Regions from separate parts of the Homo sapiens genome. Here region 2 is linked to region 1. Evidence: chromatin contacts called from ENCODE Hi-C or POLR2A ChIA-PET data. All regions are on one chromosome and are shown on one strand. The core of a region is the stretch at or near the end of the contact, and the rest is flanking DNA. Distances in the headings are between cores, read along the strand shown. Region 1 overlaps BICDL1 (BICD family like cargo adaptor 1). Region 2 overlaps PXN (paxillin).

Region 1 (7,866 bases), core at 3,878-6,377:
GACCAGGACAGTGTCATAGGAGGAGGTATAACTGGTATCCATGGCAACATCACCAGACTGGGACAATGTGAAAAGCCGTAACCTAGCAACTGATGACGAGAGGTGTGTATAGGGGGAATTCTTACAGTTCTGCAAATGACAAACATGCAGCATTGAATGCAACTAATCATACCAGGGCAATGCGGAAAATCTGACTTATTCGTGGAGAATTACAGAATGTCAACCTCATAAAACCTTAGTACTATGATGCATAATTTTAAACAGGAAAATCACATAAACACCTCCTCATTCCCCACACCGTCAGTCGTGTGCAGGGAAAGTACCTTATGTGTCATGACTGGAATGGAAAATAAATTTTGTTGTGGCACCAATCATCTCAACCTCTCTCTATTTCTCATTACACAAAGGAGTAAATTTGGGTGAGAGGAGAAGCCGCCCTCGGTCCCAGAGAAGGATGAATATGTTCTGCATGCAAAGGCGGCAGCATTACAAAGTTACCAGACATGATATACCACATCATGTGAGACTATCTCTCTACTAATTTTCTTTCCAACAGAGATCGCATACGTACATGTGGACATTTAGAGAGCGAAGGAATCATCTCGTTCAATCTCCGTGTTTTACTGACAGAAATTGAAACCCAGAGTGAGGATTTATTCAAAGTCAGAAAATTAGTGACAGAACATGGGCTAGAACCTAGGTCTTCTGTTTTCCAGGTCAATTCATTCCATTAAAGCACAATGCTATTCTTCCTCATGTTTAAACAGAAATGCTGTTGGACTTTATGGGAATGAGAAAAAAACCTCTATTATGTAAAGCCATTGAGAGCTTAGGGTTTATGTATTATAACAGTTAATGTTATTCTACCTAATATAACCATGAAAGGGTCTATCTCACCCTAAGGCAATCCCTGAAAAAGATACCAACTTTTTTTTATTTTGGGGATTCTGGATCAAGTTATAACTTCAAAGGAATTTACCCAACTCTGTGATTATCAAAGATATTACCTGAGTACAAAAAGACCAAACAGCTTCTCTATCTGGGATAGAATGGTGAATGTGTACCAAAAAAGGTGATACTGTTACAACTATATCTGCCTTGGAATCCTACCTAGTTAGAATTGGAAGATCTTAGCAATCAGCCACTCTAATCTCTTTAGAAAACTGAAGCCCAGGACTCTTTCTACTGACTCCATTATGGCTGACACTGGCTAGTTGTTCACCAACCCATTTCTTCTCCTCCCTGGGCAAAAAGCTGGTCTACATTTCCCAGGTTTTCTTGTAACTGAGTATGGCCATGTGACTGAGCTCTGACCAGCAAATGAGCGGAAGCAACAGGCACCATTTCCAGGCATAGCCCACAGAAATCTTCCAGGTTCTTTTCCTTCTGCTACGACCTTAGAAGTCACCTGTTGAAAACAGCCGAGTCACAAGATGGAAGATGGCTGGAGGAGAACTGAATCACTGCCTGAACTAAGAGCCACTGACCACTCAGGAATACCAGCTTTTAATTCCTGTTAGGCTACTAAAAGTTGGTGACTGATCCGTCACAACAACTTCAGTATTAACGAATAAAACTGTAACTAGGGTTACTCTTCTACAAATAATGAATACCACCCCTTTTTTTCTTAATCAGTAAATATCATTTATTATCAAAGAGATGGCTTGTTTTACTTGTTAAGCCAGTAAGAGCCCCACAGGAAGCAGCAGAGGACTGGGACTGCAGACTTGAGCAAATCACTTAACTTCCCCGGGGCTCTGCTTCCTTAACTAGTCATAGATTAGTGACTGCACATCATTTTTCTTTAAACTCAGATAAAAAAAAACACTTTTTCCCTCAAATAAAATATTAAACAGAACTTCAATACATAAAACATTAAAATGCTCAGGTTGAAGTGAAAATGGGGAAGGGGACAGGAATCCACCAGATTAACAATCCATTCAGCTCTTCCTTGCAGCTATTCCCTGAGGCACCTCTTAGAGACCTATGGCTCCTCAGAATAGTTTGAGAACCGCTGATTGAAACCAATGGTTTTCCAAATTATATGGGATTTTTTTGTTGGCACCCACAGCCCTTTTCCATATGAAATCTTATGTGAAGCCTCAATAAACAGAACAGATAAACAGAACAAAGTAATCTTTTATTAAGTATTTTATAATGTAGATGTATAAAATTTATAAACTCAATTAAGAAAAATTAGACCTTTCCAAAATAATTTGAAATTGGAGGATAAGGATGATGGTGGCAATCTTACTCAGTATGCATGTATTTGTGAATTTAGTTGATTTTAAATATTGAAAACAAATTGTTTTATTCACCCAGTGAAGCAGTTACAAGCGCAACCAGTTTTACTCAGTCCACCTTACAACTGCATAATACTCTTTAGTTAATAGAAGTGGCATGGAGGCTGCAGGCTGGCGTCTCCACACATTCAGGCAAAGCTGGCAGCACAGGCTGAGGCACTGGTGGTCTTGCGTGTGTTCTACATGACATCTCAAGAGGGTTCATGATGACTATTTTGGTAATGGTTCTTTGGAGTGTTACAAATTTTAAAAACACATTCAAGTTTGCAGAATCCCTGAAGAGCAAACATTTCACAAACCACTGGTCCAGATAGACCAGAAGTTCTCTTTTAGCTCTAAAACACTTATAATAGCACTGGACTATTGGCCCAGATGCCAATGTAGAGAAATGGAGATGATGCTATCTGTGTCAAAACATTACTTGCTTTTCTGTTGATGGTTCATTCACTGGATACAGATATTTTGTTTTTCAAAGCAACAATACTTAGGAACCACAACTATGGGCTAACCAGCATAAGTAACAAAAGAGTATATAGTATGCTGCCAACTTTTTGTCTGCCTGTCAACTCCAACCTTCCTACCATCTGCAATCTTCCTACCATTTACCAAGTACAAAATTTGGGGGCCCCACCTCACATCAGGCAAGGGCAGCTCATTTAAACTCTATTTTTATCTCTCCTACACAATATACCAAGCTGTCTACAAGGATTGAGTGAATCCAGATTTCAAGGTAAAAAGAAAGACTAACTGCCACATTAAGCCAAATCTAGAAGCATGAAAAAGATCTACCCCTACAGTAATTAATCTGAATCTTGGGCCTTCAAACCTCCAAAATTTAGGCCCAATATACTAGAACTTTAGGCGTTCCTCTTTGGAAAAAGAAAACCAGAACTAGATACTTGTAGCCCACACAACCAACCTGAAGACTCTTGAATCAGGCATGGCTCTCTCGGTAAATAATTAAGAACAGGCTCAGCCAGGCGCAGTGGCTCATGCCTGTAATCCCAGCACTTTGGGAGGCCGAGGCGGGCGGATCATGAAGTCAGAAGATCGAGACCATCCTGGCCAACATGGTGAAACCCCATTTCTACTAAAAATACAAAAATTAGCTGGGTGTGGTGGCGTGTGCCTGTAATCCCAGCTACTCGGGACGCTGAGGCACGAGAATCACTTGAACCCAGGAGGTGGAGTTTGCAGTGAGCCGAGATTGCGCCACTGCACTCCAGCCTGGTGACAGAGGAAGACTCCATCTCAAAAAGAAAAGAACAGGCTCAACTAATCAATACAAGAATCTACCAAAAAAAAAAAAAAAACACCTCTATGCCGGAAGAATAAGCAATTACCACCCTAATGTGTTTAACCTACTAATTAGCAATAGCACAATCTGGAAATGCTGGAAAATCTGTCTTCACAGAAGAGAGCTCCTATGTAAAAGGCCCTTTTCTGTTTTAGCTGAAGTGGTCCTCTCAATATACCACTTTTAATCCTTCTAGTACATCCTTAATATAACAAACATTGCTAAGAATGAATTCCAAACATTTGGATTCATTTTACCTAGTGATGTAAAAGGCATCCAAAACAATACCACCCAGCAAATATCAACCAAAAAATCAACCAAATCAATGAGATAGAAATACATATGAAGTGGTTTTTATTTCCAATTGACTACCCATCCTGGAAGATTTACAAAAAGCCAATCCTCAAGCCAGTGGTTAACATGTAACCTTTGCAAGGCCTTGAGCAAGTGTCACCAAACTTCTGACCCTCAGTTTCCTTATCTGCCAAATAAAGAGTAACTATTGGCTGGGCACAGTGGCTCACGCCTGTAATCCCAGCATTTTGGGAGGCCAAGGCAGGTGGATCACTTGAACCCAGGAGTTCAAGACCAGCCCGGGCAGCACGGTGAAACTCATCTCTATAAAAAGTATAAAAAATTAGCCAAGAATGGTGGCTTACAGCTGTAGTCCCAGCCACCTGGGAGGCTGAGGTGGGAGGATCACCTGATCCCAGGAGGTCAAGGCTATAGTGAGCCATGATGGCGCTGCTGCACTCCAGCTTGGGCAATAGAGTGAGATCCTGTCTCAAAAAAAAAAAAAAAAAAAAAAAAAAGAAAGAGTAATTATCATGACTTCCATCACAGGCAGGAATGGGATCAGAAGAGGTCACATATGAGAACGTCCTTTGGAAATTTAAATAGCTGTTATTTGGTTGAGAAATTATCTTGTTTTCATAACTTCTTTCTAGAATAGGATGACTAAAAATTGCCAGCCTCTGTAAACGAAGCAGACTTTTAAGAAAAAAACAAATAATACAGCCCCCACCTCAAAAGGAACAAAAGCCCATTCAGCAATTAAAACTACTTCTGATAACCAGCTGTTGCTCACTGTAAAGTGTTCTAGAAACAAAAATGGTTCTGCATCACTCAACAGAGGCAGAGTGGTGGTGACACTTATGGACACTGTATTAATGTCTTTAACTCCAAGAAAGGAAACTGGGAGAAATGTGCTTCAAGAAGTGTACCAGACGCAGAGTTGCTAATCCAAAATGAGCTGTTTAAAGAACAAGGATCTGTTTACCTTTCAGAGGAAAATTAGTCTTTTCAGAGAAGATTAGTTTCAGCTAGTATGCAAACTGTATTCTTTGTGTGTGGATAAGGCATTAGAGGCTGACTGAGGAAAACAGCTCCAAACAGGCAGGAAACAGACAAAGCATCTGTTTGCATTAACTTCCTCCTACACATCTCACCTCACAGGCATGAACTCAGAAGGTGGTTCTTCTAGGAGCTGAGAGTGTGTACGTGGGGGGTGGGGGACACTCTTGTCTGAATTCAGCTTCCGTCACTGTGAATGAGGAAATTCTTGGTGACAACCTCATGAAAGGTACTAGAACAGAGTCTCAGGTCCTGAGAGAGCTCAGATGGCTGCGGAAATTTAACTCAGTATTTCACCTCAATACAACAGAATTCTCATTTGTTCTACTTATGTGAAACTAACATGGATATGTAAAGGGCATCTCAACCTTAATTATCCACACAGTCTAAGATGAATTATTTGACTTTATATTCCAACCTATCCCTCTTTCCTTCCTCTAGCCTTTGGTCTCTCAAGTTAATGATGCCACTATTCCTCCAGTAGCTCAAGACAAAAACCTAGGAGTCATTTTTGATTATTTTTTTTCTTTAACCTTCCTTCCCACAACCATTTATTCCATTAGTAAGTCTTGTCAGTTCTACCTTCAAAACATATATCCAACCTAACCCGTTTCAACACTTCCATAATCAAAGCTACCATCAACTCTACCTGGGGAGTCGCTTCTTCATCCATCTCTATCCCTCCACCCTCAGCCCGATAATCCATCCTCCTAGAGTAACTAATCTTTTAAAAGTTGTTATCAATCAGGTCATGATGCTCCCCTGCCAAAAACATATCACTGGCTTCCCAGCACACTGACTAAAACCCCTGGTAGCTAGCAAGGCCCTATGAGATCTGGCTGCTGATTACCTCTCTGATCTCATCTCCTAACCCTTTCCAAGCTAACCACACCCCAGTCATAGCAGCCTTCTTTCCACTGTTCTTAGGCTTTTACATGTTGTTTTCTTTGCCAGGAATACTCTTTTGCTCCTTTTTATCCTGCTCAAACTTCACCTCCCCAAAGGTTCCTTCCTGAGAATCCTATCAAAAATTGAGTTGTCTCTACAGCTACCACTTTCTCCTCCTTACCTGGTTTTATTGTATTCATAGTACTATCACTAGCTGATTTGTCTGTTTATGTATTTCCTTCTTTACTGTCAACTTCCTGCATTATTTTCAGACAGGGAATGCACCTTGTTCACTGTAGCATCACTGTTACTCAGAACAGTGACTTCATACATAGTAGGTGCACATTATAAGTATTTGAATGAATGAATGAATGAATGAATTTTTCAAATTGTGAAATACAACATATATAAAGATAAATACATAAAACAAATACGTCTTGCTTAACAAATAATTATAAAGCAAACACCCACATAATTCCCACCAAGGTCAAGAAACAGAACACTGCCAGCTTTCCAGAAGCCTCCTCTCCAGGCACCATTCCATGATGACGGGGATCCTCCCCACCAATCACACACATTCCCCAGGTAACCATTATCTTGACTTTTGTGATGATAATTACCTCAGTTTTCTTTATAGTTGTACTATGTATGCATACAGAATGATAGGTTTTGCACTCTTGATGAAGGTAGATATGAGGAGAGTATAGACTATTAAAACATTCTTGGAGCAATATGATAGTATCTATTAAAAATTTAAATGTACATACCATTTGACCTAGCTATCCTGTTTGTAGGCATCTAACCTAGAAAAATGTGAAGAGTGCAAAAATGTATGAACAAGGATGTTCACTGCAGCAGTATTTGTAACACTAAATCACTATAACCAACACATATGCCCTTCAATGGCATAGCTGTTACATTAGCCGTGGTACCTCCATATGTGCTATATGGAATACTATATACAACCATTTAAAATACTTTAAAAAAAATTCCAAGATATAGTAAGTGAAAGAATTTTAAGAAAACCATTTTGTTTAAAATGAAAGCAAAAACGGCTGGGCGTGGTGGCTCACACCTGTAATCCCAGTACTTTGGGAGGCCGAGGTGGATCACCTGAAGCCAGGAGTTTGAGACCAGCCTGCCAACATGGCAAAACCGCATCTCTACTAAAAATACAGAAATTGGGTAGGCATGGTGGCACTCGCCTGTAATTCCAGCTACTTGGGAGGCTGAGACACAAGAATCATTTAAACCCAGGAGGTGGAGGTTGCAGTGTGCCGAGATTGTGCCACTACACTCCAGCCACCGCACTCTGGGAGACAGAGCAAGACTCTCTCAAAAACAAACAAAAACAAAGCAAAATAAGTAGAAAAGTTATGTACAACATGTGTGCATGTGTGTATCACATATGAAGAAATACAAAAAAAATTAACACCAAACCATGGCTAGTATTTTCTTTGGAAGAGGACCATGGGAGATTTTCACTGAACATTTGTACTGAACATTTCTCTATTGTCTCAATATTATTTCACAGTGAACATGAATTCTTTTTGCCATCAGGAAACACAATAAACATTTTTAAAATTTAAAAATCTATAGGCCAGGTACGGTGGCTCATGCCTGTAATCCCAGCACTTTTCGAGGCCGAGGTGGGCAGATCACCTGAGGTCAAGGAGTTTGAGACTAGACTGGCCAACATGGTGAAATCCCGCTTCTACTAAAAATACCAAAAATTAGCCGGGTATAGTGGCGGGCGCCTGTAATCCCAGCTACTCAGGAGGCTGAGACAGGAGAATCCCTTGAACCTGGGAGGCTGAGGCTGCAGTGAGCTGAGATCGTGCCATTGCACTCCAGCCTGGGCAACAAGAGCGACACTCCGTCTCAGAAACAAACAAACAAACAAATCTATAAAACTTAAACTTAGGATAGAGGCAAAACTAGAATTTCTGAATATCTACTAAGGAATATTCAGTAAAGCTAAGTTCCTTAAGAAGCCGACCCTATCCTAGCCAGATAAATCAAAGT
Region 2 (7,866 bases), core at 2,871-5,370, 220 kb before region 1:
TCTGGGGGCTCTGGGGATGTGTGTTGTGGGAGTGGAGAGTGGTGACGAGCAGAGGACGGACAGCTGCTGAAAGCGATCATTCCTCTCCTTGTGGGGCATCCTGGGAAGAACATGGGTGATCTCTGCAGTCAGGCAGCGCAGTCCTCGTGGGGCCTTATGGGGCGGCTCTGGGTGTCTGCATTCTAATCCCTGGCAACAAATGGGGCTGCAAGGCTGGGCTCCTGGTAGATGCTCAGGAAGGGTTGTTCCACTCCTCACCCCCTCCTGAGCTGCTTTCTAGCCTCGCAGCCCCGTCTTTGGATCCCTTTTTGGCACTCTGCTGGGCTCAGAGCTTCCGTGGCAGGAGCAGAGGCTGCTCTCTCCTGGGTTCCTCTGGGAGCTACCATGGAGCTTGGGCAGTTCCTTCTATTGTTGCGATTCTGGGTTCAAAGCCACAGGCCTCTCAGACAGCTGTGACTTCCCGGCAGGCAGTAGGGATGGGGTGGGGGTGGAGGCGTTGGGGCCCTGCAGCTTCCCTCGCTTGCCTCTGTCCTTGCTAGGCAGTGAGTTGGAGGCGCCTGGGCTCAGCTGATGTTCTCCAAGGAGGACTTGGAATGAACCCGAGACACAAAGGGTGAGGTCAGTGGTTTGCTCAGCAAGAAGGCTGAGTTAGTGACAACCTGTCACAGCTCCCAGGATCCCTGGCTGCAGTCCCTGGCTCCGACTCCTCCCCCTGCTGGCCTTAAGGGAGATGAAAATCAGTGATGTGGATCTATTGACTGAGTGTCTCCTGTGTGTCAGAGTGGGAGGCTTACGTTTATTTTATCCCAGCCACCAGGATGGCTCTCACATTCTTTTTCATCCATTACTCACTGTGCGCTATGAGGTGCCTGAGTAAACTAAAGCCCAGAATTATCTAGTCACTGGTCACCCAGGCTAGTGAGTGGCGGATTTGAACCCATCCTCCTCACTGTTAGATGGCCCATTCCTTCCACTCTACCACACTGCCATGCAGGTGGGATGCCCAGAGGGTGTCCAAAGAACTGTGTGACCATCCTAGCTCCCAACGACAGCAGACCAGCCAAATCTGTGATATGGGCAGGGGTGGTTTTATGTGTGGACAGTGGGGGCTTTGTGGTGCTGCTTAAAATTGTTTGCCAAAGTCCCCAAGAGCAAAATCTTATCTGTTTTTTTTGTTTTGTTTTTTTGAGACAGAGTCTTACTCTGTCGCCCAGGCTGGAGTGCAGTGGCGCAATCTCTGTTCACTGCAACTTCTGCCTCCTGGGTTTAAGCCATTCTCCTGCCTCAGCCTCCCAAGAGGCTGGGATTACAGGCATGCACCACCATGCTCAACTAAATTTTGTATTTTTAGTAGAGTAGAGATGAGGTTTCACCATGTTGGCCAGGCCAACATGGTTTCGAACTCCTGGCCTCAAGCAATCTCCCTGTCTCGGCCTCCCAAAGTGCTGGGATTACAAGCATAAGCCACCATGCAGGCCTTGAAGCCTCTCTTTTTATCTTACGATTTCACTTGCATTTTGCATTTGACTCCATAATGTAGCCTTGTTTGTTTTAAGACAATGATTTACATTTCTTGCCCCTGAGTACATTTGATCCTCAGAGTGTTCTGGGTTTATCCTGAGGTGGCTTCCTGTACCCCTGGCTTCCATCTGTCCCCTGGGGGTATGGATATCCTTGTGCGAGAGGCTCAAACCAGGTGAATGATGATAGAGGTAGTGGTGGGACACATTCAGTATTGTGAAGAAAGGCACGCTGGCAAAAAGGGAAGCGGGGAGTCCAGTTTGGCTGGAGACATGGGTTGCAGTGAGGGGGACCAAGGAGGCAGTGAAGGTTAGTTTGGGGCCATATTCTGAGAGGGTCAAGAACAGAATGCCATCCCCAGGGTTTCTGACCTTGTTTTATAGGCAGAGAGGGCAACAGTGGGTGAGTATTATAACTCCACCCCTTGCTCTGCACACATTCATTCAAGCCCCTCTAAGAGGCCTGTGAGGGCCGGGCACAGTGGCTTATGCTTGTAATCCCAGCACTTTGGAATGCCGAGGTGGGTGGATCACTTGAAGTCAGGAGTTCGAGACAAGCCTGTCCAACAATGTGAAACTTCGACTCTACTAAGAAAATACAAAAATTAGCCAGGTGTGGTGTGTACCTGTAGTTCCAGCTACTTGGGAGACTGAGGCAGGAGGATCATTTGAACCCGGGAGGTGGAGGCTGCAGTGAGCTGAGATCATGCCACTGCACTCCAGCCTGGTTGACAGAGCAAGACTCCATTTCAAAAAAAAAGGAGGCCTATGAGGGTATCCATGCTGTGGGGATTCAGGAGCAGGAGGATGTTCTTGCCCACAGAGGACCTGCAGTCTAGGGGGAGAAGCAAGAGTGAAGTGTGAGGCATGCCCCAAAAAGGCTGGGTGCCAAGAAGTTCGGGCCGATGGTGTGTGCAGGAAGCGTTAGATTGGGAGAACCCAGGGCAGGGGGCTGCAGTCAAGTTCAGGTAGGCACTGAGCATGGATTCGAATGCTAGTCCAAGTGGTTGGCTGTGGTGATGAAAGGAAAGGGAGGCAAGTGATGACAGGGAGAGGCCCCGCGAAGGAAGAATTGATGTGACTTAGTGACCAGCTAAATGTGGGAGCTATTAAAGGGACTTAGAAAAGAGAACTGGGGAAGTCAGGCAAGCGAGAGCTGACTTCGGGAAATGACCTTGCTGCCTGAAAAAAGGGGAAGGTGCTGGCTGGTTAGTGAGAACCTGATTAGCAAAGAGTGGGTAACTAATGCTATGAAATCCACAAAAATCGCAAAAAAACTGCAGCTCATCTCAGGAACAGGCAAACTTTTGAACTTTTTGTTCGGGTCTCTGTGGGACGATGACTCACTTTGAGCCCCTCCTAACCTCTGTTGGTGATTAGCAGGGGTGAGAGGCCCAAGGAGCCGCCCTGCTCTGCAACAGATCAACTTGCCTGGAAGAGCCCAGATTGCAGGAATGGGCTGGGGTCGATTTGGAACAGCTGAGAACCTTTCCAGCCCATGAGTCTCCTGGGTTTGAGGCTGTCTTTTTTGTATGTGAATCTGGGTTTTACCCATTGAAGGAGCTGTGAGTTGGGCCTGGAATGGGGCCCTGGACTTGACCTGAAAAGGTCTAGCATCTCTGGGCGACCTAAAGAGGTGGATGACATCTGACCAATGAAATGTGTCCACAATGTTCTGGGACCTCTGGAGGAGGGAGGGCCCACTGATTCTGGACAGGAGAGATGAGTTATTTACAATATGAAAGAGACTCTGGGGATGGGCATGGTGGCTCCTGTCTGTAATCTCAGCACTTTGGGAAGGCCCAGGCAGGAAGATGGCTTGAGGCCAGGAGTTCAAGACCAGCTTGGGCAACATAGTGAGACCCTGTCTCTACAAAAAAGTTTTTAAAAGCCTAGTGTGGTGGCATGTGCTTTTAGTCCTAGCTACTCGGGAGGCTGAGGCAGGAAGATCCCTTGAGCCCAAGAATTCTAGGCTGCAATGAGCTGTGATCAGGCCTCTAGCCTGAGTGGCAGAACAAGACTTGTCTCAAAAAAAGAAAAAAAGAAGAGAAAGACTCTGGTGTTTGGCCAGCCTGGCCTGAACTCCTGTGTCTGTAGCCTAAGGCAGATGCATAGAAGTGCTCAGAGTCAACCTGGGCAGCCTTGTCTCACCTGCTGTTGCTTAAGCTCCTGGAGCCCAATTTGATGGGGAAGTGGCTGCAGCCAGGAGCCTGATGGGTGGGCCTTGTGTGTGCCTGGTGCAGATGGGCCTGGCACAGTTGGTCTTCTGCCTGGAGCTCAGGGTGACTGCTGGAGTTGCCTTGCAGCCATTATTTTCTCAGGTCTCTGGTTACCTGTGCCCTGTGACCTTGGGCACAAGCCAGGCAGCCAATAAAGCCAGTCTGTCTGCACACTCATATTGTGTCACCCTCTGCAAGGAAGAGCTCCTCAGCATACAGGAAGCCACCCTCCTAAGCTAGGCCTGTAGGAAGCCTGGGGAAGAACCACTTCATCCAAATGACCACCCCCTCCTCCCCTGGCGGCTGACTGGAAGACTCCTGGGCCTTCTCCCCTGGCTTCCTGTGTGTCACCCCCCAGCCCACACTTCCTTCAGGGCTGTAAGGGTAAAATGCAGTTCCTGTTGAGTGAGGCATGAGTCAGCGGAGGAGAATTGGTGGCTGAGTCTTTGTAACCTCCAGGCATGGCTATTAAATATTTAAATGACACTATGGTATTGATCGTTTCTCATCCATCCTCTTAGCAGAGCAGTTCCTGTCTGGGATTCAGATAATAGCAGAATCTTGGATTTAGACTAACTCGGAAGAGCTCAAAGGTGCTATATAAATCTCACCCATAATTGTATTATCTCCTCAGAGCATGCTACTAGGAATGGGGACAAATCGGGTTCTGCCCATTTTCTTGATAGAGAAGACATCCAGAGAGGTTAGAGGATCCGCTGAGGGGCCCCCACTCATCCGCTGGGCCTGGGATCAGGGCATCCTGGCTCCCCTCCTCCGCACTGGCTGTTTGCTCTGCTCACTGCTGCTTCCCCATCCTCCTCCTCTTCACAGCCCCTCTGTCATTCAGCCATTCATTCTAGCTGCTGGGGATATGGCATCGAACAAGACCGACAAGGCCCCTGCTCTCTGGAGCTTAATTCTTGGAGAGGAGACAGTTGACAAGAACCCAAATTGGCAGGGAAGGCCCCTCAAGGAGACTGAGTTCCTAGTCAGTGTCCAGGCCCTAGGTCCCTGGGCTGGGGGTGGGTGGGGCAGAGTGGATCTGGCCTAATTGTGGATTGGCCCTTACTGAGGACAGACGGTTATCAGGATAAATATACCCAGCTCACCATTCCTGGGGACTTACTCACCGAGTGAAAGCACCCCGCTGCGGATTAGATTACCTCTGCTCTAACTGCTCATGTGCTCTGGGCTGGGGGAGGGGAGGGGAACTTGGAGCCAGGGGGAGGGGGGAGACCCGCCTTCCCGTTCTGTTTTCCTTCCTAATCTGGAAGAGTCTCACCAAAGGGGCTGAGATGAGACCATCCCTGAGCTGGTCCTGCTGTTTACATAGCTCCTTCCTTAGGAAGGGCCAAGCCCTGCTCACTGCTTATATCCCTGAGCGTGGGCAACTGTAAGGAGGCCGCAGCTTCTCTGACACTCAGAGCTACCAAGGCTGCCCAGGTGGTCATCAGGGGGTTGGGAACCTCCCTTGTCCAGAGTTCTGGACCCAACAGGATAGACAGGCCATGAGGCTGGGCATCCCCAGACCCCCTAGGACAGGGACTTGTTTCTCTGGGAGTCTGGGTTTCCTATCAGATGGCAGGGATGGACAGCTGGCCCAGGGCTGCGGGGAAGGCCCCTGTGCTATGGCAGCCCGTTGCTGCTGGTGCTGGAGCTTTCAGGGCGGTGCTTGCTGCTCCTTCCTTTGGCTTGTCAGCTCCTAAGGAAGCTGCACTGGCCGCTCCCTGCCTGGGGCAATGAAAGCTGAGTGAAATTGGCCTGCAGAAGAAGGTGGGTGAAGGGGCTGGAAAATACCTTGTTCTTACGTGGGCCTCTCCTGGGCCAGGCCTCGAGAATGCAAGGCGTGCTAAGGTGGGGCGCTGCCTGAGGGCCACAGGACTATACCTCTTCTAGTTCTGCCTGGGGCTGCTGGTGGAGGAGTCCAGAATGGCAAAGGTGGGCAGGGACCACGGGGCCCTGGCGCTGGGGCTGGTGTGGCAGGGCAGCCTGTAAACTCCAAGAAGGGATGGAAAAGCTGGCTCCATGCCCCACATTTACCTGCTTCCTGCTGATCTGGGACTAGAGGGCAGCACCCTTTGCCCTCAGGGATTGGATAGGACGGGGAGGTGATTTCTTTCCCCTCCTAGGGCTTAACACCTCCCTGGGAAGAAGCTTGTAATCTATTTAGCAACTCCCATTTCCTGTGTGCTGTATTCCAGGCACTGTGCTAAGTCAGCACTTTATATCTTTTTCTCATGTAGTCCCAATCCTGTGAGTAAAATGGTGGAATTCCTATTGGGCAGACAAGGAAACTGAGGCACAAAAGCAGTTAAGCAGCCTATCCGAGCAGTTCAGCCATTGAGCAGAGCCCAGGTGACTGAGGATTCACCGTACAAGTTGTAACACTGAAAGTCCTCAGAGCCTGGGAGGAGAGAATGGAATCGCTCTGGGTCCTCCCACCCCCTCAGAGAGATGGACTTTTATCTCCTCTCTCTTGGCACCTGTCCAGCTCCAGGCCTCTGGTCTTGATAGTCTTTATCACACACTAAGAAGTGGCAGGGGCTTAGGTAGGAGGAAGCAGCCTGGCTTGTTTCTGTGCTGCAGTCGGGGGTGGGGGCGGAAGGTTTTAATTGATTCTCTTTAATCTGATATTGAGTGCCATGCGTCAGTGGATCAACCGGGGTCCCCAGAGCCACAGTCTGGGGGACATCCCCCCATTGTAGGTACAAGGGGACCCAGGTTTCCTTCCACCCGGAGCCCCTAGGTGGGTACAGGAATGTGAGGGATGCAGCTGCAGCACTTGCCCTGGAATGCAGGCGAACCGGTCCCCTCCTCCTCGGAGCAGTGGGCTGAGGGTGTCTGTACCTTAACCCTCCAGCGGCTCCCACCGGTTGTAAGGATTACGCTCAGTCAGTTGCTGAGGCCCAGGGAAGGGCTTCTTCCTCTCAGCCTGGCCGTAGTGCACTGTTTCTGCCCAGCCACCTGCCCCAGGGCGGCCTCCCGACCCAAAGCTGCAGCTGTTCCATGCTGTTGCTCCGACCAGGTGCAGCCATGGGGTGCAGATAGGGGCGCACACGGTGCTGCATTTGCACAGGGCCCTGGAAGCGAGGGCGTGCACCCCTCTGGTTCTCCAGAGCCCTGCATGTCACCCTTGGGTTGTGCCTTCAAGTGATACCAGGCTACCTGTGTTCCTCCCACTAGCTTGCTGTGTTCCTCCAGCTCAGCCTTGTTCTCTAAGGATAGAAACTTCCCCACTGCGCCCATGGCCAGGGGCTCCCCAGTCTTCCCCGGCTAGAAAATTGCAAGATTGCACGAGGTTACCCAGTGGCAAGAAGCTGACGGGCCAATGGTGCCCTCTGGTGGGGAGCAGCAGACAGTCTGCACCCCTTCCTCACCAGGGCGGAGCCAGGACATAGCTCCGTGGCCTTTGCCCATGGCTCGCTGGGGACTTTGCACCTAGCCTGCCCTCAGCCTCGAGACAGCCTGGCCTACCTCCTCATGTTGCATACTTCCGCTGGCCCAGAGAGACAGAAAACCTGCAGAATTCAGGGTGGGTTTCCTCCAGAAAGTGGTTGGGAAGCCCCAGAGAGAGAGCTTCCTCCTTCAGGGTGACTTGGGTCTGGAGGGCCCCAGGCCTGGACCTGGAAACTTAGTAGAGTAATGCCAAGGAAATTTGAGGCCTTTCTTAGCTTGAATGAGGTCTCCCGACTACTTCCGAGCAGCGTGTCTGGAATCTGTCCTCCCAGCATGTGGGAAGGGAGGGTGTATTCCTGGTCTTGAATGGTTTCAGTGGGTACCATTTTCTCTGAAGAGTGGATAGCCTGACACCTTCTTTGGGGTATGAGGAGCAGGAATATTTAGAGCAGAGGGAAAGGCTGGAGCCGGACACTGGGGGACCCCGCTGGGATGGGGCTCTGCCTTCAAGTGGACTCCTTCCTGTGTGCAGTGTCTGCCAGCTCTGTTTGCTCAAGCCAGGGGGGACGTTTGCTGAGCTTGCAAGGGGACTCTGACCCTTAACCATTTTGCAGCCTATGGGGAAGTCTCAGGTATTTGCACCCATTGGAAATCAAAGTAAAGCTAGGAGTCTACTGTTGGCTTGCCTCCTGTATTTCTGGTTTTCTTTCTTGAGGAGTTTGTGGGGGGTT

The links. Hi-C counts contacts between places; a loop is a spot of excess contacts on that map. ChIA-PET counts read pairs that join two places held with the same protein, here RNA polymerase II (POLR2A). Pooled maps may share reads with other maps.
Region 2: a pooled map shows a loop between it and region 1 (5-fold over the local background). The contact joins two enhancer-like sites. A Hi-C loop is called at or near these places in 6 of 50 pooled maps. POLR2A ChIA-PET finds 5 or more read pairs at or near these places in 4 of 52 experiments (HepG2, T-cell, activated CD4-positive, alpha-beta T cell and 1 more).

What each region holds. Positions count from the first base shown.
Region 1 is chr12:120,004,697-120,012,562 of GRCh38, reverse strand. All of the region lies in intron 2 of BICDL1 (BICD family like cargo adaptor 1), which reads right to left. Among named protein-coding and RNA genes, the nearest start is that of BICDL1, 19 kb to the right of the region's middle. Within about 2 kb of position 5,127, at least 6 of the 41 ENCODE cell types and tissues checked have a DNase peak (open chromatin) inside an H3K27ac peak, as active enhancers do.
Region 2 is chr12:120,227,730-120,235,595 of GRCh38, reverse strand. The region is part of intron 1 of PXN (paxillin); the gene reads left to right. Among named protein-coding and RNA genes, the nearest start is that of PXN-AS1, 30 kb to the right of the region's middle. RefSeq lists enhancers at 1,105-1,664, 2,785-3,344, 3,345-3,904, 3,384-4,583, 5,025-5,584 and 2 more and silencers at 5,456-5,750, 6,993-7,102. Within about 2 kb of position 4,120, at least 34 of the 41 ENCODE cell types and tissues checked have a DNase peak (open chromatin) inside an H3K27ac peak, as active enhancers do.